7 separate regions of the Mus musculus genome follow, and all the other regions are linked to region 1. Evidence: chromatin loops called from intact Hi-C (ENCODE). Cell type or tissue: heart. All regions are shown on one strand. Region 1 overlaps Frmd4a (FERM domain containing 4A). Region 2 overlaps Frmd4a (FERM domain containing 4A). Region 3 overlaps Frmd4a (FERM domain containing 4A). Region 4 overlaps Frmd4a (FERM domain containing 4A). Region 5 overlaps Frmd4a (FERM domain containing 4A). Region 6 overlaps Frmd4a (FERM domain containing 4A). Region 7 overlaps Frmd4a (FERM domain containing 4A).

Region 1 (4,000 bases):
AAATGCTTACATGATCAGCACCTTACCAGCTGAGCCATCTCCCCAAGCCACTCTCTAGGAACTTCTGAGTGGAATTCATTACTTTAGGCTAGGTGATCGATCCATGAATGTAAGGAAAGAAGAAAGGAGAGGGGATCCCCTGTCCCTGCTTGAGGCTTGGGGGTGAGTGTAAGGCCACCCCTGTCCAGGAACAAACCTGGAAGAGGATTTCCTGATGGATGGGACTTCCCATGGCATTGCAATCTCAACAGCCAAGGTGACAAAGCAGCAGGGGTCTCAGCTAAGGACCTGAAGAGAGTGTGGAAAAGAAGTGTTACAGGATTGAACATCAGCTCAGCTTTGCAGTCAAAACAGGCTGGAACTGGAAATGGCCTACTTGCTTGCAACTCAGTATTTCCCTTAGCATGTGTGAGTTCAGTCCTCTGAACTATAAGAAATAAAGTGTGTGTGTGCCCATGTGTTTGCACGTGTGTGTGTGTGTGTGTGTGTGTGTGTGTGTGCCAAGAAATAAAGCTGCTTCTGACAGTACCAGCAGAGGAAAGGGGCCCCAGCCTCATTGTGAAAGAGTTGGGCTTTGTATTTGTTTAGAACCATTTTTTTTCCAGAGCAAAAATCTGATTCAAACCCAGTTTCACATTCCTTCTTGATCATATCAGCATGAAATGAGACTGGTGGCCCTTAGTGCAGATCCTTAAACACTCACCCATCAGCCACCCCAACAGTACTTGCAAAATATTTCTCTCCTGTTGGGTGTGAGACCTCTGAACTGTCAGAGATTCTCACAGCAGTCCTTGGAAGAGAATCTAGAAGAAGGAAGAGACAATTGGATGTGAGCTAGAGCCTGTAGCTCAGAGATAGAGCTTTGGCCTAGCACCAACAATGCCTAGGTGTCACCCTCCACCTAAATGCAAGGATTTGTTTTCTTGATAAAAGTTTGTGAGTCTTCACTGCCGGGGTAGCCTGGCAATCATGGTGGTGAAGTGACTTCCCTTTTGCTAGGGTAAGATGAAACCTCACCTCCGACCTGGAGGGTTGATGGATGCATTTTGAAAACCAGAGATGGCCAGGTTTTGAACAGAGATTTAGACAAGTATTATTTTGCTAAGTGGATGCTTGTGCCCCGCTACTTTTATTTTATTTTATCAACTGTGTTTTGACAATTCATGGGGGATGGAAATGTGTCTAAAGCAATTTGAGCTCATCAGGCAGTAAACATTTAAACATACAATGTGAATTGAGTTATTGTTCTTGTGAGTTCTTTTCTTGCCTGTTTTTGAAAGGGAGCCCTGGCTGGTTCCCTTGCCTCCCCCAGGTCTCTTGCAATGGAGGTCTCCCTCTCCTAGGGACATAGTGAATCCTTGACAATAGCCCTATGACTGGGTTATCTTATAGCAACCTCCATTCTCCCGGAGTTAAGGGGAGATTAACATTCAAGACAATTGGACTAGATCGAGGGGGGATGGGGGGGGAGAGCTGCGCCTCCAGCCATCGGATCTGCATTCTCTGGCTCGCAGGGTAGGAGAGGGCTTGCGGCATGGGCTGGGGCTGGGTGGGTTTGGGTGTCTTGTAATGAAAAGGGGAGTCCTCCAGATCACAATCATCCTCCTTAGCATCTCCTTAAGCGCTTCAGATGAGCGCAGCCTCTCTGGTCTCCGAGCTAACTTTGCGTAGCTTGCGGGTGCGGCTAGGATCACTGGGAAAGAAGCCAGAAGCGGCTCAGGGGGGTGACTTGGGGTGTCCTTGGCCGGATTGGGCGCTAGGGAGGCAGAAGATCTCATTGTTGTCCTGGGATCCAGTGGCGAAAGGAGGCCCCTCCAGCGGGCCCGCGCTCAATCCCTGCTTCGCAAGCGATCGAGCGGCCACCCCGCCAGGCTCCGGTGCGCGGCACCATGCGGAGGAGCGGGCACCGCGGGCAACGGGTCTCCGCGCGGGAAAGGGGCGGGCTGGTGGCCGTGCGCCCTGGCGCTGGGCCAGGCTCGGCGTGAGCAGCGGCGCGAGCGGGCGATGGGCTGACGGAGCCCCGTGGCGGGCGCGGCGGGGACTGGGGTGGCGGCGGGGGCGGGGACGGGGACGGGCGCGCCAGCACCGGCGGGGCGGCTGTGGGCGCCTCGGAGGAGGCGGAGGCGGCGCCGGGCTCCCCAGGCCGCCTGGTAGGCCAAGGGCCTGCGCCCGGGACGAATGGGAAGCTGGTTTCCGTGGACTAGCCTCTTAGAATCCGAAGTTCCTCGGCTCCTTTAGAAGAGCACAAAAAATAAAAGGTAACGTGTCTTTGTTTCCTGGTCGCGGTGGCGGGGGAGCGATTGATGATGCTGTACTTCTGAACCCATTTTCGGGGCTGGGCTGGGCAGCAGGAACCTGCCACTTCTTTTCTGGGGGCTTGGGGGCTTTCATTTCGCGTCTGTTACATTTTTAAAATGCAAGCCCCACGTGGGGCAAATACGATGCTACCTTCTACCAGCCCTTCCCCCTACACACACACACACACACACACACACACACACAATCACACACACACACACGTTCCTTTGGCATCACAACCCACACTCTGAATTTCACATGGAGAAATAAAAGGTTTCTATAGTCTTAGCTGGTTGGGTTTTTAACCCCCACCCCCCCCCCGTATACAGTCCTTTGGGTGCCGGAGAAGGCTCTTCACAAGGTGGCCGGAGGCCGGGCAGCCTCAGCTGCGGGAGCCTGATGAGAGGAACCGGCTTTTCCTTTCCAGATGGCTGCAGAGTTTGATGCAGTGAAAATGGGAACTGGTGAGGGGAGAAGAGTAGGGAACCCCCGTTTGTACCCGCTTCTTTAAAAAAAGGCTAAATGAGGTGCGTTTGTACTGCAGGCAGCTGCCCAGATGTTGGTGTACATTGGGTTTTTAGGAAGGTCTCTCCAGCGCGGCTCTTTGAAAGGCGTGTGGGCTGCCTGTGTGTAACCAGTAACTCACTGCCTTTCTCTGGTCCCTTGCTTGTTAGCAGAGTAACTGCTCAGTCAATTCAGACAAATTTTGCTAAATTTCCAAGGGATGGCTGTTCTAATAATAGCTCTAACCGTGGCTCCTTAATAGACATCCTCATTTTGAATGATGCAGCAGTGCCAGCTCTCTGGGAAGCGTAGCTTGCTGAGCGCTGAGCTCCAATGCCTGGAAAGGACTCCCTGACCCCACCATGAATGGACCAGGCGTTGCCTCCCCTATGAATGGAACATCCCAACAGAGGCCGCCTCTGCTGCTCCTGACTCCTTTCAGTTGGAATCCTCCCCGAACCTGATGAGAGGGATGCTCAGAAAACCTAGACAGGCACATTTCTAAATATAGGATGGTCCCTGTTCAGTTTTGGATTGATGGCTGCGTTTAACTGCAGGATGGTTCCACTGCCTCTACCCCCAACTCAGCATGGGCTAGCCTCAGCCTTTCCCTAAACCTTTTGATTGATGTGTGGGAAAGCACCAGTCCAAAAAAAAAAAAAAAAAAAAATCAAAAACCCAGGACAAACTGCAGAGTTCATGAAAGGCGGCACAGGCTCTGGGGAAAGTACCTTTAGAGCTGGCTGCAAATCTGCGTCCCTTAGACTTCATGAACCAGGATATGCATGCCTGCATCAAAACATGCAACAGAGTGCTGGGGCCTGGAGAACATTTCATTGTTTGTTGTTTCTGGTCTTTCAATTGCATTAAACTCATTCATCGCTTTTGGCCCCTAAAAATCAGAGTCTCAGATCAGCAGGAAGTCTGGTTTTAGTGTCTTAAGTGTTACTTGACTCTCACAACCTTGAGTTCAGGAGACGGGCTAACTTGTACATTGTCTTCTGTAGACTAAGTGATCCATTTTCTTGCCAGCGAAGTTTTCCCAAGCACAACAGGAATAATAATCCTGTGGCGATTAGATTGGACCGCATTTCATGCTTAGACGTCACAAAGCCTCTTCCATTTACTTTAATTGGAGGTAATATTTGGACATGGTTTGAAATGACGATGTAGGGTCTAGTAAAGGAACATAAAGTTG
Region 2 (4,000 bases), 54 kb before region 1:
ACCCTGGGGTTACAGGCATGAGCCACCCCACCATGCCTGGCTTTGAACTTGGCTGCTGGGGGTTGAACTTACCTTACACTTGTGTAGTAAGCACTCTACTGACTCAGCCAAACCGTTCAGCCCTAAGTTAGACATTCTTGGTAACAGCAGGCGACATTTATTTAATGTTCAATCTATGTGTGTTTCACATGTACCAAGGTAACCTAAAAAAGGAGATTCCTCACTGTCCAGCTTTATGCAAAACTGAGAAAACTGTTTTAGAGTGATTTGAATCACAGGGTCAAGGGCACACAGTGACATGTGAGGGATAGGGCTAGGTCTGAGAGCTGTGAGCTCTGCAGAGGTCCGGCCCAACACCTTAGGTAAATGCCTGGTCTTGGGGAGCCTGCTGGAGAGTCTGCTGACTCAAGGGAAACCTATCCCCAGGGAGTGCCATTTCCTTCTCGAGTGCTGAGTGCTGTCTGCTGTCTACATACAAAGCCTTGTTCATCTCAACTTCAAACTTAGTTGCTTCCTTCCACTGTCCTTTGCCTCTCCCATCAGATATGCTAATTGGTGCAGTGGGTGTGGTACTGAGATCCAATAGCTCTGGGGCAAATCTCAGTTTTAGCACTTAATTGTATGACCCGAGACTTTTGACTTTGCCTCCCTTTCTTCCATTGTGACATAGCGTTGTTTTTTTTTTTTTTTTTAAAAAAAAACCAAAAAACAAAAACCTCAATAACCTGTAGTACTGAGATCTCATAGGCAAAGATCTTCCTATTTCCCTTCCCCTTCCTTAACAAGTAGCCATTGTTGTAAATGTCACCACTTTGTAGTCAATTAGCCAACCTGTACTGAATTACATACTAGTCAGAGAGAGAGAGAGAGAGAGAGAGAGAGAGAGAGAGAGAGAGAGAGAGAGAGGAAGCTATGCATTCGGTACAACTTTTGAAGGAGCTGGGTAAATCAGTGAGGTCGGTAGGGGAGCATAGGGCACATGGCACTAGCCAGCAGTGGTCAAGAGAAAGGATGGCATTAACTACAGCGGATTTCAGAGGAAGAAGGAGCCAGTGCTCAGACAAGATTCAGAGAGGAAGTAGAAGGACAGACAGGATTTATATAGGCTCTGGGGGAGGGGAGGATGTCTAAACAGGAAAAGCAGTGCATGCAAGAAGAGAACATGGAAATTAAACACAGCGTTCATGGTTACACTACACAACCGACCTTCTAAGGGGCTTACGGAGAGCGGCAGAAGGGGCGTTGGGGGAGGGCAGGAAGATGCAAAGGCACAGAAGGAAATGAAGACAATGAGGACAAGAGGATGCTTGGGATGTGCCTTAGTGGTGAAGCACTTGCTTAGTGTGCACAAGGCTCTAGACACACCCCCAGCACAACAATAACAACAGAAATCAAACAGAAAAACAAAGCAACAGCAGACGTGGTTGGGAAAGAAGGCAGAAAAAGGCTGGATTTCACCAACTCTATGAATTAATATTGCAAGCAGACATAACACCAAAGGTTCTCAGTTCCCAGCTGGATTCTAAATCCTAAGACACTGCTTTCCTGGGGAAGCAGTGTTCACACTTTATACATTGTGCACTGTGTGCACTTAAAGTAGTAGCCAAAAAGGAGACGGCTGATTCAAAAGATAGCAGCAGGGAGGAAGTATACAGACATCTCCATCAAACCTGCACACACACATACACACATACAGATCTCTCTCTCTCTCTCTCTCTCTCTCTCTCTCTCTCTCACACACACACACACACACACACACACACACACACACACACTTCTGTTCTGTCCTTCAAGTCATCTGCTGGGATAAGAAAGAGTTGTTCTTGCCCTTAACCGGTTTTTGCATGACCCAGTGTTTCACAGCCAACTGACTCCTTTTAAGACTCCCTAAGCCAGTAGTTTAACAAGAATGTTCTAGATAAGCAGAGACTCAGGTCTCAGGCCCAAGGAAATGTCCACATAGGGAACCAGGGGGTGGTTAGAATTAAATGTAGAGCACATTGGGAATGAATCTCCATTTCTGAAAGTGTTCAAAGCCCCCTTTCCAGCCTGTGTTCTGTTTCTCAGCCCACCTCCTGCTGTTCCACAAACTCTTAATCCTGCTCAAAAATTCAAGCCTGTTCTTTGGCTCTTAAAACTCACTGGGGAATCTTCTGCTCAGTTAGTGATGTGTTATACTGCTGGGAAAAATAGAAGACCATGAACTACAGCTGTATTTTTTTTTTCTATCATGAGTCCCAAAGACAAGCTCTGGTGAGTTTAATGTCAGGTTGATGGCTATAAGGGGACTTTTAGGGCAAAAGGCTCAGATTCCGTAGCCCCTATAGGCTAAGTTCAGCCACTATCCCAACTCACCAGTGAAAGAGACACAGTCATAGAAAGCAGAGACGTGAGATGTCATCAGTTTTAGGAGTAGGAGCAGTTCCAGGGCTCCAGTGAATGCCAGTTCACTTTTAAAGCATTAGTGTGAGATGTAGGCCTAACTACAAGAAGAATTGGAGAAGAGTACAGGTTTATATAATTAAACAGGCCTGTCAAAGGGTGACCAAAGACCATTGTCCCAGCTCAGCTCTAGTTAAGACGTTATTATGGCTATCAGTGGGACAGGGGACAAGCCTGGGTTTTACAAGAGGAGTTCCTCCAGAGTGTAGCCTTGCCACTGCAGATAACTATTGGGCTGGGTGGGCTCTGACGTTGGAGATATTGCTGTTCCTGGAAACCAAGGTGACTGCAGATTTAGGACAGTAATTTATCTCTGCCTTCTTCGAAGAGGGAGGAACAAGCAAGCTTAACCAGATAGACACTGATTAGATAAGGCAGAGTCAAACAAGAGTGTGTGACAGAGACAGATGCAAACTGAAAGCAGAGACATCAGGCCTCCTCCATCTTGTTGCTACTTACCTTGTGTGCCCACACAGGGAATCAATGCTTTTTGGCAAAGATGGCTTCTGAATGATATGGGTCCAGGTCCCACGCCCACCATTTACCTGCTGCATGAATCCAGCAAGCTGATTGGTTGTATTGATCTTCGGTTTTATTTCCTGGAACGTTGGGGTCACAATCAATTTCATATAGGATCATTCTGCGTTCAATTTACCTATGTAAAGTACTGGGTGCATCTTGCAACGCTCCTAGTATCCTCAATAAAGGGTGGTTGTTTCCTTATTGACCCTTTATTCATCTTGGAAACACCCCTGGGAATCCTGCCTTCCTTCTCAGGTTCTTGGCAGCAGACACTGAGATGCATTTGAAAGGAGTTAAAATAAAAACCACCTGGACAGTTTTTACTTGCATCACCAACTCGGAAGCACATGGTGCAGGGGCAGGAAGACAGGCGTGTTCTTCGAGAGTGCTGCCTTGTGTCAAGCATCAATGTCCTCCTCCCAGCAGCCACCGTCCCTCCTCCTTACTCTGTGCCTTTCTGAAAGGGTGGGTACCTCTACATATGGAAAACAGCTTCTCTGTAGGGCCTATAATATGCTAGAAATTCCAAAACAGAAAAGACCCCAGCAGGGCACTGGCTCCACACTGGCAAATAAACCTGCTATCCCGCACCATCAATGGTACTGCAATGTGCTTTCAATTATGGAGGGAACTGAAGTCCTAACTTCAAGGAATAGTTTCTTGCCCCATGCAGAAAGCCTGCAGGGCACTGTCTTGGTTCATCAGCCCAGTGAAGGCGTCTAGAGTCAAAGGGAACCTTCTCCATCTGGGTGACATTGTCAACCCCAGCAGCTACCAGTTCCTCCACAGTATATCTGTCCTTGACTAACTTGGGGCAGGAGGACAGTGGGTCACCTACCCAAAATGCATTCAAGGGTACAGTCATGAAAATCAAGTCAGATGATAACTTTCTCTTGTGCCATTGAGAATGATTCATGATTTGCTCTGTTCCTGTGACATTTGAAAAATGGCACCTGTCTAAAAAAGAAAATTGTGTCCATGGGTAAAAGAATTGAAATAAAAGTCCTTTATTAGAAGGAAATTTAAATTGCTTTTA
Region 3 (4,000 bases), 84 kb before region 1:
AGATACACACCTTGGCTTAATGTCCAAGAACCACCCATTACTGGAACCTAGTATATTATCTTAGTTTTCGTGAGGTGGGGGTTGGGGAGCGGGGAGGTAGGGACAAAATGCAGAAGGCTAAGATGCTTCCACCACAATCAGGGTTACTCAGACAGGAGAAACAACACAGACCTGAGAGGTGATGCTATCACCTGGCAGTGTCTGAGAGCCCCAGACCTGGAGATGTGAGTTGTCACTGTCCTGGCATGTGTCTACCATGCCTAGCTATCCCGATACCCAGTCCCCATATTTGCACTTCCTGCAGAAAGTGCAGGAAGCAAGACAGGGCTCCCTGATGATTATCATGTGGCCAAGACACTGGCCAGGGATGGACACAGAGCAAACTTCCTGACTTCCACTGGAAGGGCCTCACTGCATGAACCAGAATCAAGGACCAAATATTGAGTTATACATTTCCTCTTCTGCTTCTCTCATGCACTCCCCAGACTTGGCCCCTGGGGGCGAGTAAGAAGGAAGATTCCGTCACTGGGCATCTGGGAAGCACAGTAAGGGTGTCCCCTTAGAGTAGGTACAATACCACCCCAATGGCTTGTCACTCACTGTGTCCCTGTCTCCCTCACCTCCTTCTGACCCATATACCTTCAGACTGATTCTGTCTCATGCCTTCAAGAACATGGCCAGCAGTAAATTCATGCACAAAGAAAATTATGAAGGGTAATTTTCCAGGGTTACATGGGCCAGCCTCGAGTTCAAGTCCAGACAATCTGAATCCAGAGAGCTCCCCAGAAGGGATCTGGGGTGAGTTGACACTGGAATGTCCCTTGATGCTGAAGCTACTGAGAAAGTATCCTTCATAGAGGAGTGGACCGCAAGAGTAAGCAGATCTTCAAATTACAGTGGCAATGCAGCCTAAAGATGTAGGCCTACAGTCCCGTCTACTCTAGAGGCTGAGGCAGGAGGATCACCTGGGTTAGAATCAGTGCAAGGCTAGCCTGGGCAACTTAGTGAGAGTCTGCCTCCACATTTAAAAGGCAGACAGAGGGCTGGGGAGGTGGCTCAGTGGCTGAGCACTTGCGTCGTGTGCATGAGGCCCTGTGTTCGTTCAGTCCCAGCAACATATACACATGCATAGAGTTTAATTTATGATAAACATGGATGTTTTCATGTATCTCGTGGTTGTCGAGCTAAAACCCCAATGTAACATAACTGCTGTCCTGTGTTCTCTCTATGATATTCACTGTGGGGCCACTTCCATTTCTCGGTCTCTTTATTTTATATTTTCTATATATTAAGGGCCTTCCTTCCCTGTTTGTTTTCTTACCCATCCCCCCATATCTGTTCCTGGAATCTGAACTTGAACTCTTTGTTTCATATGTCTGATTGGTTGGCCCTATTTACTTAGGTATTTGTGTGTTCACATATTTATTTATTACTGGGGATGCAAATCTAATTTTGATGCTGAGGTGTGGGTCACTGATAGAACGTTTGTCTAGCATGCTTGAGTCCATGTGTTCTATCACCTGCATGACTCAAGGGAAGGGAGGGAGGGAGGAGTGGAGGGAAGGAGGGAGAGAGGGGAGATGAAGGAGGAAGGGCCTATGGGGCCCGTAACACCCCCAGAGCAGAGGGAGAGAGGGGAGATGAAGGAGGAAGGACCTATGGGGCCCGTAACACCCCCAGAGCAGCAGAGTACTGGAAGAACTGGTGGAGATGGATATGCCACTAGGGGGCAGAAAAGACTCAGACCCCTGCCCCCTGTGCTTGTGAGATCTATCTCTACTAAAGTTACTTGGGGGTGGGGGCAGAGATTGTCATAGCTAAAAGCAAAGTTTCTGAAAGTCATTACCCTAGGCTGCTATGGTAAGCAGTGTTTTCTATGTATGAAGGAGTCACTTGGGATCTTGTCAAACACAGATTTCTCACAGGTTCCCAAGTAGGCTGGGGATTACAGACGATGCTTTAAAGTGGTCAAGGTCTCAAATATCACACATAAATCATTGTTCTCTCTCTCTCTCTCTCTTTCTCTCTCTCTCTCTCTCTCTCTCTCTCTCCATCAACTATCAATAATTATCTTTACTATGACTAGCTTATATGACCATTCAGGATGAGATCAGTAGCAACTGTGTAACTCACCCCATGACAAATAAAATCCACGATGCTGGTTGGTGGTCATAGGTAACCAGAAGGGACTCAGCACACTGAGGTGGCCCTTTCTGAAATGCATTACTTCCTTGGATACTGTGGACACTTAAGAGTGTTCCCTCCCTCTCTAGTGCCCACCAAGGTCTAGGAGACATTCCTATGAGCCAAAGTAGGAGGGAACCATACAGACCTAAACCATCTAAAGCCCAGAAAACTCCGGAATTTTCAAAAGCAATCGTGGATCTTTCCAGATTCTGTCTAATCTTACAGAAGTCCTCAACACAGATTAGAAGCAGACTGTGCTTGCATATATTCATCTCCTCTGTATATTGAACAAATACCAAATAAGTAGGCTTGAGACTACACATTAGCAAGCTGTCACGTTAGCTCCTAACTGCGTGCATGCATGCGTGCTTGTATGCTTGTGTGTATGTGTGAATGTGCATGTGTGCCTCTGTGTGTGTGTACACGTCTTAGCATGTGCACAGAATTCAGATGGACATTGGTTGTTCTGCTTTGTGAGGCTCCCCTTTATTCCCTAAGATGGTCTCTCCCTGAGACTGAAGCTCTCCATTTCAACTGAGCTGGCTGGATTCATGGCTGGCTGAGATTTCGTGGTCTCTGTCCTCCAACTCTCAATTGGAGACACTCAGATCCCCGCTTCTATGCGTGTGCTGGGAATTTGTCTGAACGCAGGTCCTTATGCATACACGGCAAGCACTCTTACCCTCTGAGACATTTCCATAGTCTTTCCATATCATTTTTTTATCCTGTCCCCAATATACTTGTTTTTGTTGCATGGAGAGGAGGGGAAGGGAAGCCCTAAGTGTTTGTTTTGCAGTCACAGATGACAGTAAGTCCTCTTGCTTTAGGGTGTAATTCTTTTTTCCTCTTTCCTTACAGCTGTGACCTAGTTAATTGTAGGTGGGAATCAAACGCCCAAATCATCAGGCTTTTGGCTTGGCTTAGGATCTTGCTGTTAAGTGGTAGGATGTCCTCCTTAATGACAGGAAGTCGGGTCCCCTGATCAGCAACATTTGTGTTCTTTGAGCTCAGAGATAAAGAACTGGGTGTATAAGGCTGTGGTTTCCTTGTGGTCAGGGACAAGAGTCAAGGGATAGATGAGTCTGTGACCCATGGATGAATCACTCCTGCCAAAACAGTTGAAATGTTCATCTCAGTGTTCTGGCCTGGAGTCCTCCAGTCCATGTGGACAAAGGAGAGAATGACTCACTCACTGTCCTTTTATGGCTTCATTGCTAATGTTGAGCATCCTATAGACCAGAATATGATATCATTAAGAAGCCACTTTAGCCGGGCGGTGGTGGCACATGCCTTTAATCTCAGCACTTGGGAGGCAGAGACAGGCAGATTTCTGAGTTCGAGGCCAGCCTGGTCTACAAAGTGAGTTCCAGGACAGCCAGGGCTACACAGAGAAACCCTGTCTCGAAAAACCCCCAAAAAAAGTGAGTGACGACTGTAAAGGCAGGAATGTAACACAAATAAGCCAGGTGTGCTGGCACATGCCTTTAGTTCCAGCACCTAGGAGAGAGGCAGGTATCTGTGAGTTTGAAGCCAGCCTGGTCCACAAAATGAGTTCCAGGACAGCCAGGGCTACACAGAGAAACCCTGTCTCGAAAAAAAGAAGAAGAAGGAAGAGGAAGAAGAAGAAGAAGAAGAAGAAGAAGAAGAAGAAGAAGAAGAAGAAGAAGAAGAAGAAGAAGAAGAAGAAGAGGAGGAGGAGGAGGAGGAGGAGGAGGAGGAGGAGGAGGAGGAGGAGGAGGAGGAGGAGGAGGAGGAGGAGGAGCCTTTAGGGCTGAGGATGTTGAGTGCTCATTTAGCATTCGTGGAGCTGCAG
Region 4 (4,000 bases), 67 kb before region 1:
AGTCTCGGAGAGTTAAGAAAAATCGTTGGAATGTCATGGGGATACTGGCAACGGACTCTGGAGCTCTCTCCCCGCCACTTTCTCGCCCTGGAATGTTTCTGCCTCACACTCTTTTCGGTTTTGTCTGGACCTGCCAGAGAGCCAGCAGTGTGCAGGACTATAGAGAGACAAGGATAGGTGGTTATCTGCAGGCCAGGGTTTATTCCTCCCTGGTGCCTGCAGGGTCCCCAGAGACTGGGAGACGTGTGCTAATCCTTGCAAGAAAACAGTCTCTCCAGATTAGCCAGGGTAGGTAGTGGGAGAGGAGAGCGAGGGGAAGCAGAATCATTTTGACTGCATTTTTGCCTTGTCTGATTAGATCTCAGTGACTCTGGGACTTTGCATTACTAAAGGAACACAACCCCCGTATGTAGGCCTGGGAACAGAGGGGCCAGGGCAAGGCCTGGAGCTGGCATGGCTGCTGGGCTGTTGGGCTCTGAAGACGTACCATGTAGCTGGGACCTTGCTTGCCGGCTACTAAGGACTTGCAGGGAAGGAAACCTACATCGTCTGCAGCTGATGTTAAAACCGTGGTGCATCCCCAATGCTGTCTACCAGGTAGGACCAAAGCTCACTTTGCTTTGCTGTGGGGGAGGGGGACAGGTAACAGAGGAGGATCAAGAGTGACCAGCATCTTTCCTTGAGGCTGGGGAACACCTTGCCATCAATTAGGATCTGGATAACCTTAATGGAACATCCCTTCCTAGGTGCCTGGGCCCATGTGAGGTGCTCTAAGTTCAGTCTGCAAGGTGACCCTATAGAAGAGGGTCACCAGCTGAAGGACGGGGTTATTAAAGAATGCATGTTGCTTTAAATTCATCTAGCATGCAAGTGGCAGAAGCCAGTGATTTAAAGCATGGTATCTCTGGCTGTGGAGACTAAGCAAGTGCTTTTTATGGGTTCCAGATTCCCAAGCAAGGTCTGATGTTTTCTGAGCAATGTGCACACAAGTTACATGTGGTGACATTCTTGGGTAAGAGACAGATGTGACTCTTCACAGCAGAAGGCTGAGAGGCAAGAGCACCAAGGAGGAACCCTGGGGCTTTCCTCAGCCCCTTCTCCTTGTGTTGGCTCACTCACACAGGATTCTCTGGAATCAAACACTTGGACCCATGTCTCACTCAAACCTATGAGAAATTTGCTATTGGGGTTTTATCTCATGGATGGGACATAGGTTTGTGAGGGTGCACCTGTGTATATGGATGCATGTAAGTGTGGTAGTCAGAGGACAACCTTGGATGGCCTTCCTTGGGAGTTTACCTACCTGCTGTTTGGAAGAAGTCCTCTTCTGATCTGAGGCTCGCAGATTTCAACTGGACTGTGTAGCCAGGGAGCCTCGGGGATCTTACTTTACCTCCCCAGTATGGGAGGTTACAAACATGCTACCACACTTGGCTTTCTGCCTGTGTTCTGAGGATCAAACTCAGCCCCAGCAAGCACTTTCCTCGGTGAGCTATCTCTTCAGCCCTTCAGTTTCCTTGTTTGCAATGGTGGGAATGGAACCCAGGGTCTCACAGACTAGGCAAGCATTCTACCCCTGAGCATCAGCCCTGGCCCAAAGATGACACTTTGCACAAGAGGCTGATACTTCACAGTCAGTTGTCTGGAAATGTGGAACACTTCCAAAAGGAAGACAGAAGTATCTGTTTCCTGCAGCCACCAACAGTTCAGATTGGTGGCATTCCCACTTGCCAGGGAGGTGTCAGTCCTGAGATCTCCAGCCCACCCTGAGAGGGACCAGTCTGCTGGAGCTGGGGGAGGGAAACCAAATTCTTCTGGCTTCCTCTTCAAAGGGCAGTCACAGACTTCTCTTTGGCTGACAGCTTTTTGCAACCCAGTTTATTTCATTAAGTCAACTTGAGCAGGCTTGGCCTCTTTCCCCGTTTGCTGGCTCACCACGCTGTTTGGCATCAGGCAGACACAGCTGGATTTGTACTTTCTAGGTGTGATGTGGCGGTGTATAATCCCCTAATGAACCACGATGTTTAAATAGCTCCAGGCTTCATGCTCCTCTCCCCACATACAATGTCTGGGGGCGGGGGGGGGGGGGGGGTGCATCAGGGACAGTTCCTTGGTAGCCAGGCCCCAGGTGCTAGATGGCTTTCATATGGACACTCCCTCCCCGTCCTGGCCCCTTCTCTGATTATAGACACAGTTTCTGGAGATGCGCTTTTTCTGGAATTCTTGTCCTTGAAGGAGGCATACCTTTGTAGTAACCTTTGTGTTACTAGAAACAGCAGCTATGTCACCAATAAATCTTGTGTAAAATAAACTTGAGGAAAATCTCTCAAAAATGAACAACCATCATGGGAAAAAAAAAAACCTTAATCTTTTCAATGACAAGTTATGAATCTAAGGGAGTTCTGGGGGACCACAAAAACAAAATGTGCTGAGAGACTCAAGAGGAAGGGGAAGTCTGCAGGTTGATGAAATCGGAAGCTTTCCTGAAATGTTACTTTCCAGGCCAGTGCCGCCTCGTCTCCATCCTGGCATTTGGAATGATAACTTGGTCTAGATAATTCTGTCTCTGCAGACATTGCTGTGATTACAAATGAGATTGGGGACCCGGCTCCTGGCCTTTAGCAAATCTTCTCTTACCCTCTTACTTCTCTTTTGTCTTGTCAGGTTATCACCTGATATAGAGCATTGGGCTTCAAAGGGCTGGGGAGATCATTTGTTTGGTAACGTGTTTGTCACACTGGCATGAAGACCTGAGTTCAAGTCCAAGGATCCACATAAAAAGCCTAGAGGGGTAGCATAGGGTTTGAATCTCTGCAATGGTGAAGCAGAGACAGCCAGAGCCCTGGGTCTCACAGGCCAGCAGACCTAGTCTACTCTGGGACTTACAGGTCCTAGTAAGGATCTCTGTCTCAAAAACTAAGATGGGTGGCTCTGGAGGAACAATCTAATATGACCTCTGACCTCCACGTGTGTATGCACACATGTGCACATATAGCTACCCACATGTACACTCACATATACAAACACACAAATACAATTAAAAATAAAAGTAAAATTAAACTTCAAAATCAAGGGAGCTGGGTAGCCAAGCCCCTTGTTTCCCCAGAGACTTTTTCAGGCCTTCCATTAACAGCTGAAGTATATTGAAGAGAATATTGACTTATTAGCCGCCAGTCCCAGGAAAACATTCCCGTGTAACCACAATTCAATCTAGTCCAATTCAATTCAGCAGCCATTTGCTGAGTGGCAGTTATGTTACCTGAGCCTGTGGGCCTCTGGGACTGGAGGGCTGGCTTTCTTATTTGTCCCTGGTCCCTCCCTGGCCAAGCTAAGCTGGTTGGCTCAAGGAGAGAAGTCGTTTCTGATCTACACAGCCCTGTTTGCAACTTGAACTTGACTCCCATGAGTGGTCCCAGAAAGCAGTTGCTAGGAGGAAGGTCGGGATGGCAAGTCTAAACTAGTTCGCTAACCCCAGTCTAGGATAACAGGGCTTGGTTAGTATACTCCAGAGCCAACTGAGGGGGTTGGAAGAAGGAAGGGAAGCCAAAAGCTTCAAACCTGTGCTGGACCACGGGTGGTCCAAATGCCTTCCAGAATAGACTTATCAAGTCCTGGCAACTCCCACCTGCCCTGAGACCTTCATGTCCACTGGCCAGCAGAGCTGGCTTAAAGAGACATTGAAAATGATATGATCTTCATCCTCAGGAGCTCAAAGCCTCATGGGGAATTGTCAAGAACATGATCATTTCATTTCAACAAAAAGCAGCATTGAGAGACATTCAAAGAATAACTAACTGCACGAGAAGAATGTTGCCAAAAACCAAAAAACAAACAAACAAAAAAAAAACTCTGTTTTTCTCTCCTGGTCTTTGTTTTCTCCATTACAGTACCAGAGTAATAGCTTTGTAGTGTTGCAATGATGAAATACAGGAAAAACAAAAGGAAATATATATATATATATATATATATATATATATATATATATATATATATATATATA
Region 5 (4,000 bases), 74 kb after region 1:
GGCCTCTCATTTCAACCTGAAGGAGAAGGAGTACTTTGGAATAGCATTCACAGATGAGACGTAAGTGCTGTCCAGAGCCCACAGACCCCAAACAAAAGAGCAGGATGTCAAATTACCCTCTCTCTGCTGTGCACAGCAAAATCAGGCTGCAGGCCACTTGGGTCCCATGGGGGCTACAGGGTCAGTCCAAGTTCACCATCTGAATTTCAAAAGCCGGTGATCATGCCTGGAGTGGCCAAAGGATATAATTAGATAGATGCTAATATTATGAAATTATTAGGTAATGTTCTTTAACCAAGCAGATTTGTGTTCAGATGAATGTCTAAAATGTTTATTTTTTTTAAAGAGTAGATCTGTGTGGGTTTAGTCTTTATTAAGGTTAAATGAAAACTTCTGGAAAGTAAATGTTGCTCTCCAGTGTTGAAGTAACAATAACAGGAAGTGGACTTGATGATAAATTCAGAGTGAGAGATGATCTGGGCGAGTTCACACTCTAAGCTGAAATAGAAGACAGCATCAGAGTTCCTATCGCCCATCTGAGGTGAAATGTTTGTTTTCAGCAACCTTCCAGTTTGCTGGGTACCATCATGTTATATAATAAAGGAAGGCATAGGCTCCATGGATGATGTTTCAATCTCTTACTATACTGTTACCAAAGAGTTCAGTGAAGATTGGCCCAAATTCTTAGATAAGGATATCTAAGCTAAGGACTGGGGGTGCAGTGAGGGGTGAAGCACTTCCCTAGGCATGTGTGGTCCTTGGTTCCACTGTAACTGGATGACAAATGTCTAAGAGATGTCAGTAGTTCCTCCACACAAAGAACTAAAATGAGTGGGGCCAGGCTGGAAGTCTATTAACCAGATGCCAGCTTGGGTCTTTACAGGACTCCTGCATCTTCGCCTTTCCCCTACTGGATATGCCTAGACACCTGCCCCCACAGCTTCCCACAGTTCCTCCTCTCAGTGTTTTCTGGGAACAAGAACTAACCATCTCTGAGAGCCTGCTCGTACTTTCCCTGTCTGCCCACGTTCTTCACACTCTGCTTCCCCCCCTCCCCCCCCCCCCCCCCGCACCAGGAAACAAAACAAAACAATAACCTCCTTTAGACAGATGTTCCCGAAATCTCCTCTGTCTGTATCTATGCCCGCACACCCCTGTGCATGCTCAAATGCCCAGGTGAGGTTACTGGCTGGCAAGGCCAGTACAGTCAAGCCCAGCCCCCAGGAATGAGGTGGGGCCATTGAGGTAGGATGGAAGCAAGAATAGGCAGCTTCTGTGTTGGTCAGTAGGAAAGCCACCTTAGGCGACCTTGGCTATGGTTGATCTTGGAGATCTGTGAGTTTGCAAGATGTCCACACGTAAGCCTGGGGCTCTGACTTCAATCCCCAGAATTTAAGTTTAAAAATAAAAGCCAAATTTGGTCCATGACACATGTAATCCCAACATAGGGAAGTGTATTAGAAATTCCAGCCAGCAAAGAATCAGCCATGAGCTCAGACAGGAAAGCTGTTCTTTGTTTAGGAGTGGGCAGGAGCCCAGGCTAATGCTCTGGGAAGGCCTGGCAGTCCTCCACAATTTCTTACAACTTTTACAGCTCAGCTGAGCTCAGGTGACAGTGTGGCCACCAGAGGACAGTCTCTGAGTCCCATGCCTACCAAAAGGAATTTCTGTCAAGCTAGGCATGTGCACAGAAACAAATTGCAGACATGAACATTTTACAGGTAGACATTTTGAAGCTAGCATTAAAAGCATACAAACATTTGAAATGACAATAAAAAAGTATCCTGTTTTGTTAGGCACAGTGAGTGGCACAGGGCTAACAAAGTCTCAGGGCTTTAATCTCAGGGGGCAGCAGTGGGAGGATCCTACAGCGTTCCAGGACAGCCCAGCTACCTAGAGAGACCCTGTCTCAAAAACAAAAACAAACACATAAAACCTAACAGCAATAATGATTTCTTAGCAAACAGGATCTGCTGTAGAACCTTACGGTACTCTGGCAAGTTTTTGCCTTCCCTGGATACAGAATGTGAACAGGTTGGCAGAAGCCAGCATACTTAAATAAAATTTTAACTCATTTTAATTCTGCACACTCCTTTTTAGACAAAGATTTGCAGTAGTCTATCATAGAATAAAGTACTGATTTGATTTTCTTAGGCTGTATCTATAAGCCTACAAAATATATGTTCATATCACCTCCTCAGAGACAAACTGACCTCTTGGGCTCACTGTCTCTCCAACTTAACCTGTTTGGCAGTGAGAAACCTTAGCTCAAGAAATATGGTTGGGGACTGGAGAAGTAGCTCAGCAGTTAAGAGTGTTTGCTGTTCTTCCAAAGGAACTAAGCTTGGTTCCCAGCACCCACAGAGGGGGACTGACAACCATCAGTAACTGCAGCTGGCCTCAGATGGGGATGATCTGGCCTCTACAGACACCCACACATACATGCACATGAAAGTAATAAATAAAGATATCAAACTTTCCAAAAGAAAGAAGAAAGGTGAGCAGTGACTGAGTAACAAAACAACAAAACCCAAGCTATCCTGACTCCCACATGCACACACACACATGCACACCTGTACACACACATGTGCACCTCACATAAAAGTGACTTTTGGAGCAGTGGTGTGGACAGAAGCAGAGGCAAGGGCAAAGCCCGAGCTTACTTACAAAAGGAGTAGGGTCAGTCCTGGGGCTGCAGCCCATAGGGCACCGAGGTAGAAGGCAGTCTTGCTGGTCTTCTCTGGTCTAGACGGACCTGCACCAGCAGACCAGGAGAGATGCAGGCAGGTAATAAAGAAGAAATGCTTTAAATAGCACATGTGTAGAAAGAAAAACTGACTTTCATGAACACAAGCATTCTCTCCCGTCCCTGCTGAGAATCCCCAGAAGCATGATCCCCTAATTACTCTCCATGCCGCCACTGATTGGAAGGAAACTGTAAGTCTCAACTAATCACAGCCCCATTGTTCCCATTTCCCAAGTTAGTTTATTCCATTCAAGAAGACTATGAACTCTGGACAGTCCCAGTTAGACTTCCCGGAGTCAACAGGAGTCAAAGAACTTGCATGTTATCTTAGGCCAGAGAGGAAGAAGCCTATATGCTGAGGATGACAGACCACAGCCCTGAGAGCCAAGAGCAATTGATTAGACGGATGAAAAGGGGAAAGGAGGACACAAAAGCCACACCTCAGAGGCAGGAGGGGCACACCCCAGAGTCTGATGGCCATCCTATAAGCCTTTGTGGGAGCTGAGCTCTCTGGAGTCTCTGCTGGCCTGAGAGCCTGCCTGCCTGGGTGTCTGTGCATTCATTCATGTAACGCACATGTACAGAAGGCCCTCTTGAGAGGAGCATCGTGCTCCCCATAGCAGGAACTCCCAACCATCCTTCTGGCTGGTCTTGAGACTGCACAGGCCCCTAACACCTCCTCCCATATCTGAGTGTGAGGCCATCTCCAGCCATAGCACCAGTAGCCGGCCACCATCATGAAAAAGAGTTGGGCCACCTGTTGGTCACTGAATGCGAGCTGGCAGGTATGTCTGGTGCACTAGGGGACTTACAGCAGGTGTCAGTCCTAGAGAAAGTCAAGCCTCTGAGAGACAGGCCAACTGGACAAGGGCCAGGGTGACTTAGGGGACAGTCCTTGGTGGCCTGATAATACCTGGGCCTACATACATCTCTGGGCCTCTCTGGTAATCGGAACATTTCTCCTTTCCATTTTAAGAAAGGGAAGCACTAAGGTCGCCCCTTGGACTTGTGCCTGGTGGTGCTCTGGGTCTGTGATTCCTAGGTCCAGAAGCATGAGCTTGGCTTTTGCTCTGCTTCTCCATGCCAAGAAGTGCTAACACGACAGTCCCCTGCATGTGTGTGTGTGTGTGTGTGTGTGTGTGTATACGCACAAGTACACACATGCAGCTGCTGATAATCAAACCCAGGACCTCAAGTATCATAACCACAGAGCCACATCCTCATCTCAAAAGGAAACATTTTAATAACTGTGTT
Region 6 (4,000 bases), 91 kb after region 1:
CAATGGTGTCTTATTGGAGGTGCCTAGCTAACCCGACCTTGCCTTAATTCAGCTGGGTCCCTGGTTACAAAGTAAAGCCTCTGAAATCCTAAGCATCAGAGGCACTTGGCTGCAGAAATCCACAGCTTACCATCCACATTATTATCACCCCCTCTTCACCACCGAAAGTCAGCGTTCCAAATGTGACATTTGTGTTCATTACAAAATGAAACCACTGGCCCGTTTAATTAACATTTGCTGTAAATATTCAGTGGTTCCCCAAGTGCCAAGAGGTAGCTAGCTGCAAGAGTGGCAGCAGGGCAGGGGCCTGGCAGAGCTCTCGCTGGCTGACGTCATCTGGATAGAGGTCAGTGTGTTACAGCCTTAGCTCATAGCCTCTGTGAGGTAAAAAAGAGATGCCATTCCCCAAGGCTGCAGGCAGGTCTAGATGTATAATCATTCAAGCAACCAGAATGGAGTACATACCTCAACTTCAGACTAGGATAAAATACTGAGTCCCGAGTCCTCTGAGCTGCTGTGGGTGTGACATGGCTCCTGGAGGTTACCATTCTGGCTGGCTTTGACCTCAGCCTAGACGGTTGCTCCTTTCAGCTCAGAAGAAAGCACTAAGATTATCCCTGGTGTGTGTGGAAAATAACTTATTTTAATATGTACATTTTGTGGGCTGGAGAAATGACTGGCGCGGGGCGGGGGAGGGGGGGAGTAAGACTGAATAAGCTGAGGGCATGGCCAGCTCAAAGGTATGGTTAAGGGGAAGGGTTTATTATAGGTGTGAGGAAGAAAACAGCCAGAGGCATCTGGAAGAGCATAGAGCAGAGAAGGCAATAGAACACGACCAGCAGACTGGCTTTGACCATGGGGTTAGAGGAGAGAGAAAGAGAAGGAGAAGACCAACATGGAGCAAAATGGAGAGGGGGTGCTGAAATAGCAGGGCTATAAAGAGAAGTGAGTATCTGGGGAGGGAAGCCCATGAGCTAAAGGCAGCGCTGAGAAGAGCCAGGATGCTAGCATGGACTCTGAAATGTGTGCTTGTACTTGTGATGCTGGGAGCCTGGAAGCCAGCGTGCACTTTAGTATATGAGTAAGCACCACAGATGTGTGCCTTGTGCCAGTGATAAGGGGATGGCTCTTTGGTAGAGAGGGAAGCAGCTTCATGGGTTCCTGGGGAATGCTGGCTTTTGTCTAGCCACCAGAATTCAGGGAAATGGAGTTTCCTTTGGGCCTGACAGCTGCCAGGCCTGGTGACCTGAGTTCCCTCCCTGGAACCCAGGTGGTGGACAGAGAGAGATGACTCTGCCAAGCACTCCTCTATCCTCCACAGACACAAGTGCATTCACACACAGGGAGGGGTTTGCCTTGCTGTTCAAGTATGATGAAGCCAACAGATCAAGGGTTGAAAGTGTCCTGTGACAGAGCCCAGGAGAAGAGGTGATGTCACATGGTGCCGGGAGAGTTGGGAGGCAAAGGGGGGAAAAGAAGGCAGTATCCTCTACTGGGCTTTCTATGGAAAGCCACTGCCGCGCTGGGAAAACAGGCTTGGGATTGGCTAATTTAAATGACTATGATTTCAATGGGCTTTCCAACCTAGGGCCTTTCCCATGTCATCTGGAACATGTCTCTGGTCAGAAAGGTAGGGGACCATGAGAGAAGAGATGGTGGCAGCATTTGAGAGTCAGTAGAGGTTGTAGAAGTGAGACTTTGGGCCCCTTAGTCATATTTGAGAGTTAGAGCTCTGATGGCCATGGGTAGCTTACTAGCTGTATGAACTGGCTGACTTTGAAGCCAGCAAGGCCCAGACATTCACGCATTGTAAAGATACGGTTAATGCCGAGCAGACTTGGGGTTGCCTGTATAGACCCTTGCAGCGGAAGATACATCTTTTGTTTTCCCTGGACTCACTCAGAAACTCAGAAGGTTCTTTGTAAACTGTTTGAGGAAGCCATCCCTTCCCTACATGGGCAGTTAAGGAGGAGCAACAGTGCCCCCTACTGACACAGAGGACCACAAACCAGATGTTCATAAAAGCACCAGACCTAGTTTTTTGGAGGGGGAGAGAGGAAAGGGCAACCTCAACTTTTCTTGCAAACCATCGAGTCCCCTCATTTCCCCAGAAATCTCTTCAACCTTGTGCCCGGCCAGGGTGGGAATAGAGATGTCTCGGGTCTCTTTTCATCCAGACATTTCACTTCAGAGTTTCCTAGCACAGATCGAAAGTTCAGGATGAATTAAACGCCCAAGGTTATGAACAAACACATGCCAGGCCCCAAGCCTCCAGGATTTTCCAGTCTGTTGTCTTGGTGATAAAGGTTAACAGGAAACTGCTTTCCGATTTCTGTCAAGAGGAGGATTGCTCTCTCTCTCTCTCTCTCTCTCTCTCTCCCTTTCCCCCTCCGCTCCCCCTCCCCTCTCCCTCTCTTGCTCTCCCTCTCTTGCTCTCCCTCCCTTCCACCTCTCTCCTAGCCATGCTTGTCATTTCTGCACCTCCTTGGACTTGACTGCCAGATGGTAGACGTCCATGAAAACGGAAGCGGGCGCCTGAGACAGCAGGGCTGCCGCCTCATTTACTTCTCCATTACCGCAGCGCGGAAGGGAGAAGTGGAGTGTTGGGCTCTTAGGAGATAGTCTTCAGGAGAAACCTGGGGCTGAGGAGGGGGGCTGAGGAGGGGGGTACACAGGACATCTCTGTGCTTTAGTTGAGGACTAAGGCAAACGGGATAAAGACACAGGACTTGGAAAACTGGGCTATTTCAGACCCCGTGGGCTTCCACTCAAACATTACTATGGCGATAAGCCTTCCCTGCCAGGCTTGGGAGGTCACTGGTGGGTTTTTGTCATTAAGAGACAAGCAAATCAGCAGCCATGCTTTATCCACTTTCTGTGTAGACAGGGAAAGACAGGAAGTAGCCTGAAACCTGGCTGTGTTGGGGGGTGAGACCCCACACCTGAAGTTTTATGACATTTTGCTTATCATTTGTTATTTCTTTGTCCTTACTCTTTCTCTGCTGATGTGGCTTAAATCTGAATTATACACACGCACACACAGATAGATACACACAGATGCAGACACATGCACACACACATACACACAGAGAGACACAGACACACATATACACACAGAAAGACACAGACATACAAACACACACACATACACACACAGAAACACACACACAAGCACAGACACACACAAACACACATGTACACACATACACACAGACACAGGCACACACACACATACACACAGAGAGATACACACACACACAGATACAGACACATGCACACACACATATACACAGAGAGACGCAGACACACACGTACACAGACATACACACACACATACACAGAGAGATACACACACAGACACATGTGTAAACACACAGAGAGAGACACAGACACACATATACATACAGAAAGACACAGACATACAAACACACACACATCCACACACACGCACGCACACACTCACGCACATACGTTTGTTGAATGTTCGGACCCAACTGGTGCTGCCATTTGGGGACATTGAGGAACCTTTGTGACATGGGACTTATCTAGCAAAGGCAGGTTGCTGGAGGGAAACCTTGGAGGATATATTTGTCTTGGTTCCAGCCTGAGCTCTGTGCTTCCTAAACCATCCACGAAAACATGAGCAAACCTTTCTGAAAGCCCCCTCAGCTGCCACACTGTCCCTGCCACGCTGGACTGGTGTCTCCAAACATCAACCCCAAATGAGTCCTTCCTCCTTTTCATTGCTTCTGTGAGGTGTTCCTTCACAATGACAAGAAAGTAGCATACTACCCCTTAGGGACTCTGACCAAGGTGGGACAGACTGAAGAAAAGCTGAGCATCAAAGTTAGCAGTTATGTCAGGCTCTGTACTTGATCTAGAGGCACAAAGATAACAGTGGTATGCCCCACCCCTCCTGGAGGCCTGGGTTGTCAGAAATGACAGGGCTGAGGGAAGTGTACTGAGCAGTGCCCCAGGAGCTCAGGGGAGGGGCTGTGCT
Region 7 (4,000 bases), 81 kb after region 1:
CCACCAGCTCTCCTGTTCTCATACCCTCATGGATCTGGGCTTGGGGGTAGCTGAGCTGGTCAGCCCACCAGCTCTCCTGTTCTCATACCCTCATGGATCTGGGCTTGTGGGTAGCTGAGTTGGCCAGCCCACCAGCTCTCCTGTTCTCATACCCTCATGGATCTGGGCTTGGGGGTAGCTGAGCTAGCCAGCCCACCAGCTCTCCTGTTCTCACACCCTCAGGGCCAGCTCCTCTGAGGTACCCACACACCTACCTTCTTATGTGGATGTTTGTGTGGCAAGCATTTTATCGATTAAGCCATCTCCTAGTGCCTACGTTGCAATTAATTGACTTGCTTGATACAGGCCCAGGAGTCCAATTTACCTAAATAATGAATGTCTTGTTGGCAATTCACCTGTGACATACTGCCACACATGCTGGTTCATAAAGTGTGCCCTAGCCTTCCCTGTTCTATGTCCTTTCTTACACAGAGCACATGGCATTGGCTGAGGCATCCACAAAGAGTCTAGTTGAAGCCACAAGTTTATCTAGCATTTAAAAACCATCGGAGTTCAAAAGCAATTTCTTATCTTGGGAGTGAGACCCAGCAGCATTAGGTCTGGGAACATAATTTACTTAAACTGGGCTCAGGGGTTCCGCTCATTAACTCCTAGACAGCAAGACAGAGAGAGTGAGTGGCTGTAGCCTACCATGCCTGGGCTGTCATACTTGCTTCTGGGAACTTGACATTTAGTGGTCTTGACAGCCTCTGAGCCGAGCACTCCACTGTCACATACCACGGCAAACAACAGCACCTTATGTCGAGTGACCAGAAATGCGTTGGAGCGTAACTTTAGATGTGTGTAGCTCACACAGATGAGGAAGGACGGTGCTGCTCGGGAAGGCACTCAGTGTGAATGACGAGCCTGGCTCTTAGACTGGGTGAGCAGGATGGATGCCTCCAGAGGACCTCATACCCGGGGCAGGAGCATCGGCTGTGCCTGATGACAGTCACTAAATCTATAAGAAAATGGGTCTCAGAGCAGCGGGGAAAGCTCAGTGGATCAAGTGCTTGCTCAGCCAGCGTGAGAACCAAAATTGACATCCCCAGAACCCAAATGAAAGCTCTACAGGCGTGAGGACTCGCTTTATGCCCCACCCTTAGGAGGCAGAGACAGGGGAAGCTGACTACCGTGACTAGCTGGAATCAGCCAGCCCTGACTCTGTTTCAATAAAGCAGAAGGTCTTCCAGAAGGACATCAACTTTTAGCATGTAATATACACACATGAATGTGTATCCATACACGTGTGAGCTCAAGCGCAGGCATGAGAATACATACACACAGAGAATATGGATCATTGACAGCCTCCGAGCCACACTCCACTGTCACAAACCACAGCAAACAACAGCACCTTATGTTGAGTGACCAGAAACGCACTGGAGTGTATGTCCACACAAGTGGACATACTGTAAAATTAATACGCTTGTTTTCTTACAACAACAAAATTGTTTAGTGTCTGCTGTCAGACACAGAAAATGCAGAAATGACTGGCCTTTGGCACCGATCGGTCCCACGCTTATATTTTAGGAGTAGCTAAAATTTCACAATATATAGGAGATATTGCAAACAAATCTAAGAGAGATGTCTCATGGAAGTGCAAACATCAAGACCAGGTTCAGATCCTCAGGTCGCATGTAAATGCTGAGCTGCTGGCAAGGCTTGAGGGGTGGAGACGTTCGCTGAAGCAAGCTGACTAGTTAACCTAGGCAAATTACTGAGCTCTGGGTTCAAGTGAGTGTCCCTGTTGCAATATGTATAGAGGACAGTGACCAGGGAAGACACTGGACATCACCCACACATGAACATGCCAACACATGAACCCACACATGAACATGCATTTGTACTGCATACGTGTGCACTCTACACTTTCTAACACACACACATACACACATATGCATACACATACACATATGCAAAAAAAAGACATTTAGAAGGAGCCTAACAGTGGAGCAAACAATTTTGTGTTAATAAAAAAGGAAGGGCAGACTCTACTGGAATCAGTAGCCTCTGGTTTCTAATATACCTTCTCAAGCACACATCCTGCGTGACTCTCTCTCTGTCTGGGTATGAGGTATTCCTAGGCCATCCTTGGTGAACTTGTTTACTTAGGAATCCAGGATATCAAATGTCCCCACATTCTCCCATTTGATGAGCTCCCAGCCCCACCTCTACCCTTCCACGCCTATAATAACTTCAGGCTCTGGGAATGGGTCAGTCTGTGAAGTGCAATAACAGATATCATGGAGTGTGTTTATAATCCCAACACAGTGGAGGCGGAGACAGCAGGGGCCCTGAGGTAGCTCACCATTCGTTCTGCCTGATGGTTGAAGACTAGATGAAGTAGTCAGAGGGACGCCATTCCCCCAGGAGCAGGATCTCCCACAGGACAATCCCACCTCCTCTCTCTCTGCCCCTACCCATCACTATACATTGGTTTCTAGTCAACCCATTACCAGATAAGTATCAAAGGAAAGCAGGACATTGTGGTATATAGGAGGTGGAGACAGGAAGTCAGGTGACGTCATCATGGACTATGTCATACACGTGAGGCCAGTCTGGGTGAGACCCTCATTTTTGTTTTCCAATACCAATATTCAGCTAACGACATAGCTACCCCTTCTAAAACATTTCCCTATGGATATATCTCCTGCAACATCCCTCTCCCCAAACCTGTTTTCAGGAGCTAAAGATTAGTTTGTGTTTTCTAGAGTTTTACATAAATAGAATCGTGTCATCTATACACTTCTTAAACTCTTTCATTTAAAACTTCTTCATTCAACTCACTTATTTTCAGGCTCACCCAGATATACCACCTACAGTGATAGCGTTGCTGCATAGGATTCCATATGGGGATTGTGCCTTCATTCATTCATTCATTCATTCATTCATTTAATCTGCTGCTGGTAAACCCTGGAATTGTTTTAAGTTTGGGCCATCCTAGTGTCTCTCCATATACAGTGTCTGTGAACTCTTGTGTGAGAGACTATGTAGACAAATGCTTCCTTTTGTGTGGAAGAAAGTTGAGTGCCTAGAAACAGAATCATGGTTTGATCCTGTGCAGGGTTACGGTTAAAAAACCTGTGGTTCATGTGGTATCTCAGCTGCTTCCGGTAGGACGATGTGAGGATTGTTGGCATGTTATTAAAGTGTGTCGAGTCCTATAGGAAAAGCACACAGCCCAGAGCCGTAGAAAGGGAACGCAGGCCAAGGGAGCGAGCTGCGGCTATAGGAAGCAGTTAGCACCTCTCATCTTAAGGCTGTGCCTCCTATCCTGTCCCCGCCAGAGAACACTTCTCTCGAGAACTCTCCCCCCAGACAATTCCTGTGTGTTCCTCCAATACTGGAACCCCAGGAAGGATTCCCACGATCCAGTGGGTTCTGCCTGTGGAGGCCCTCATCTCCAAACCCCTGCACAATCCAACAACCTAACCAGCCTGTCTCTCCTTTCTCCAGGGGACACTTGAATTGGCTCCAGCTCGATCGGAGAGTCCTGGAGCATGACTTCCCCAAAAAGTCTGGGCCGGTGGTTCTGTACTTCTGTGTCAGGTAGGTACCCCTGGGACACCTCCCTGCTTCCATCTCCTTGTTCTTCATCAGAAGAGTCTAGAAGGATGAAGAGACTAAAAGGAAAGTGCAGACTGAGTGTGTCTTGGTCTGTGATTAAGGATAAAAGTCATAGCACAGCTGTATTCCAAGAAGAGGAAAACTCCCCGTATGGTTGTTCTGGGTCCAGCAGTGTGTTAGGTGGTCACAGACTGTCACACAGACTGTGTGAAGGCTCGTGTGCCAAATGAAGATAAAGCTTTATTTTAGGGAAGAGGATGGAGAGAGTCATATATCTCAGAGTAAACTGAGTCTTGTATTGTGTAGTGAGTCTTGATATTCTTTTCAATGCCACTTAAAGCTCTATATTAAGTCTCTGTGGTTTTTGTTTCTGTCACAAATGCCACTGAAATTC

Evidence for each region. Peaks named below come from ENCODE experiments on the same cell type or tissue, not always from the same donor. Only the 100,000 strongest peaks of a DNase experiment are listed, where the experiment ranks them.
Region 2: a loop joins it to region 1, with 1.9 times the contacts of the local background. A loop is called at or near these places in 2 of 42 quality-filtered maps.
Region 3: a loop joins it to region 1, with 2.1 times the contacts of the local background. A loop is called at or near these places in 3 of 42 quality-filtered maps.
Region 4: it touches region 1 in a loop (1.9-fold over the local background); 2 of 42 quality-filtered maps call a loop at or near these places.
Region 5: a loop joins it to region 1, with 4 times the contacts of the local background. A loop is called at or near these places in 7 of 42 quality-filtered maps.
Region 6: a loop joins it to region 1, with 6 times the contacts of the local background. A loop is called at or near these places in 11 of 42 quality-filtered maps.
Region 7: a loop joins it to region 1, with 2.7 times the contacts of the local background. A loop is called at or near these places in 11 of 42 quality-filtered maps.

What each region holds. Positions count from the first base shown.
Region 1 is chr2:4,399,336-4,403,335 of GRCm38, forward strand. All of the region lies in intron 1 of Frmd4a (FERM domain containing 4A), which reads left to right. Among named protein-coding and RNA genes, the nearest start is that of Gm23691, 20 kb to the left of the region's middle. In heart, no CTCF peak of the experiment used is centred here; DNase peaks (open chromatin) are centred at 1,946 and 3,156; H3K4me3 peaks cover 2,384 bases; H3K27ac peaks cover 2,039 bases.
Region 2 is chr2:4,345,263-4,349,262 of GRCm38, forward strand. All of the region lies in intron 1 of Frmd4a (FERM domain containing 4A), which reads left to right. Among named protein-coding and RNA genes, the nearest start is that of Gm23691, 34 kb to the right of the region's middle. RefSeq lists an enhancer at 3,076-4,000. In heart, no CTCF peak of the experiment used is centred here; no DNase peak of the experiment used is centred here; H3K27ac peaks cover 547 bases.
Region 3 is chr2:4,315,063-4,319,062 of GRCm38, forward strand. All of the region lies in intron 1 of Frmd4a (FERM domain containing 4A), which reads left to right. Among named protein-coding and RNA genes, the nearest start is that of Gm23691, 64 kb to the right of the region's middle. In heart, a CTCF peak has its summit at 1,716 (motif pointing right); a DNase peak (open chromatin) is centred at 3,229.
Region 4 is chr2:4,332,532-4,336,531 of GRCm38, forward strand. All of the region lies in intron 1 of Frmd4a (FERM domain containing 4A), which reads left to right. Among named protein-coding and RNA genes, the nearest start is that of Gm23691, 47 kb to the right of the region's middle. In heart, no CTCF peak of the experiment used is centred here; a DNase peak (open chromatin) is centred at 1,920; H3K27ac peaks cover 481 bases.
Region 5 is chr2:4,473,156-4,477,155 of GRCm38, forward strand. Frmd4a (FERM domain containing 4A) reads left to right here. Exons shown (of 23, transcript NM_172475.3): 3 at 1-60. It overlaps Gm39751 (a long non-coding RNA gene), which reads right to left. Exons shown (of 5, transcript XR_865941.3): 4 at 2,668-2,755; 5 at 1-226. Among named protein-coding and RNA genes, the nearest start is that of Gm39751, 39 kb to the right of the region's middle. In heart, a CTCF peak has its summit at 1,623 (motif pointing right); DNase peaks (open chromatin) are centred at 156 and 1,536; H3K27ac peaks cover 838 bases.
Region 6 is chr2:4,490,754-4,494,753 of GRCm38, forward strand. All of the region lies in intron 4 of Frmd4a (FERM domain containing 4A), which reads left to right. The region is part of intron 3 of Gm39751 (a long non-coding RNA gene); the gene reads right to left. Among named protein-coding and RNA genes, the nearest start is that of Gm39751, 21 kb to the right of the region's middle. In heart, a CTCF peak has its summit at 1,992 (motif pointing left); a DNase peak (open chromatin) is centred at 1,988; H3K27ac peaks cover 1,936 bases.
Region 7 is chr2:4,480,545-4,484,544 of GRCm38, forward strand. Frmd4a (FERM domain containing 4A) reads left to right here. Exons shown (of 23, transcript NM_172475.3): 4 at 3,496-3,588. The region is part of intron 3 of Gm39751 (a long non-coding RNA gene); the gene reads right to left. Among named protein-coding and RNA genes, the nearest start is that of Gm39751, 31 kb to the right of the region's middle. In heart, no CTCF peak of the experiment used is centred here; no DNase peak of the experiment used is centred here; H3K27ac peaks cover 266 bases.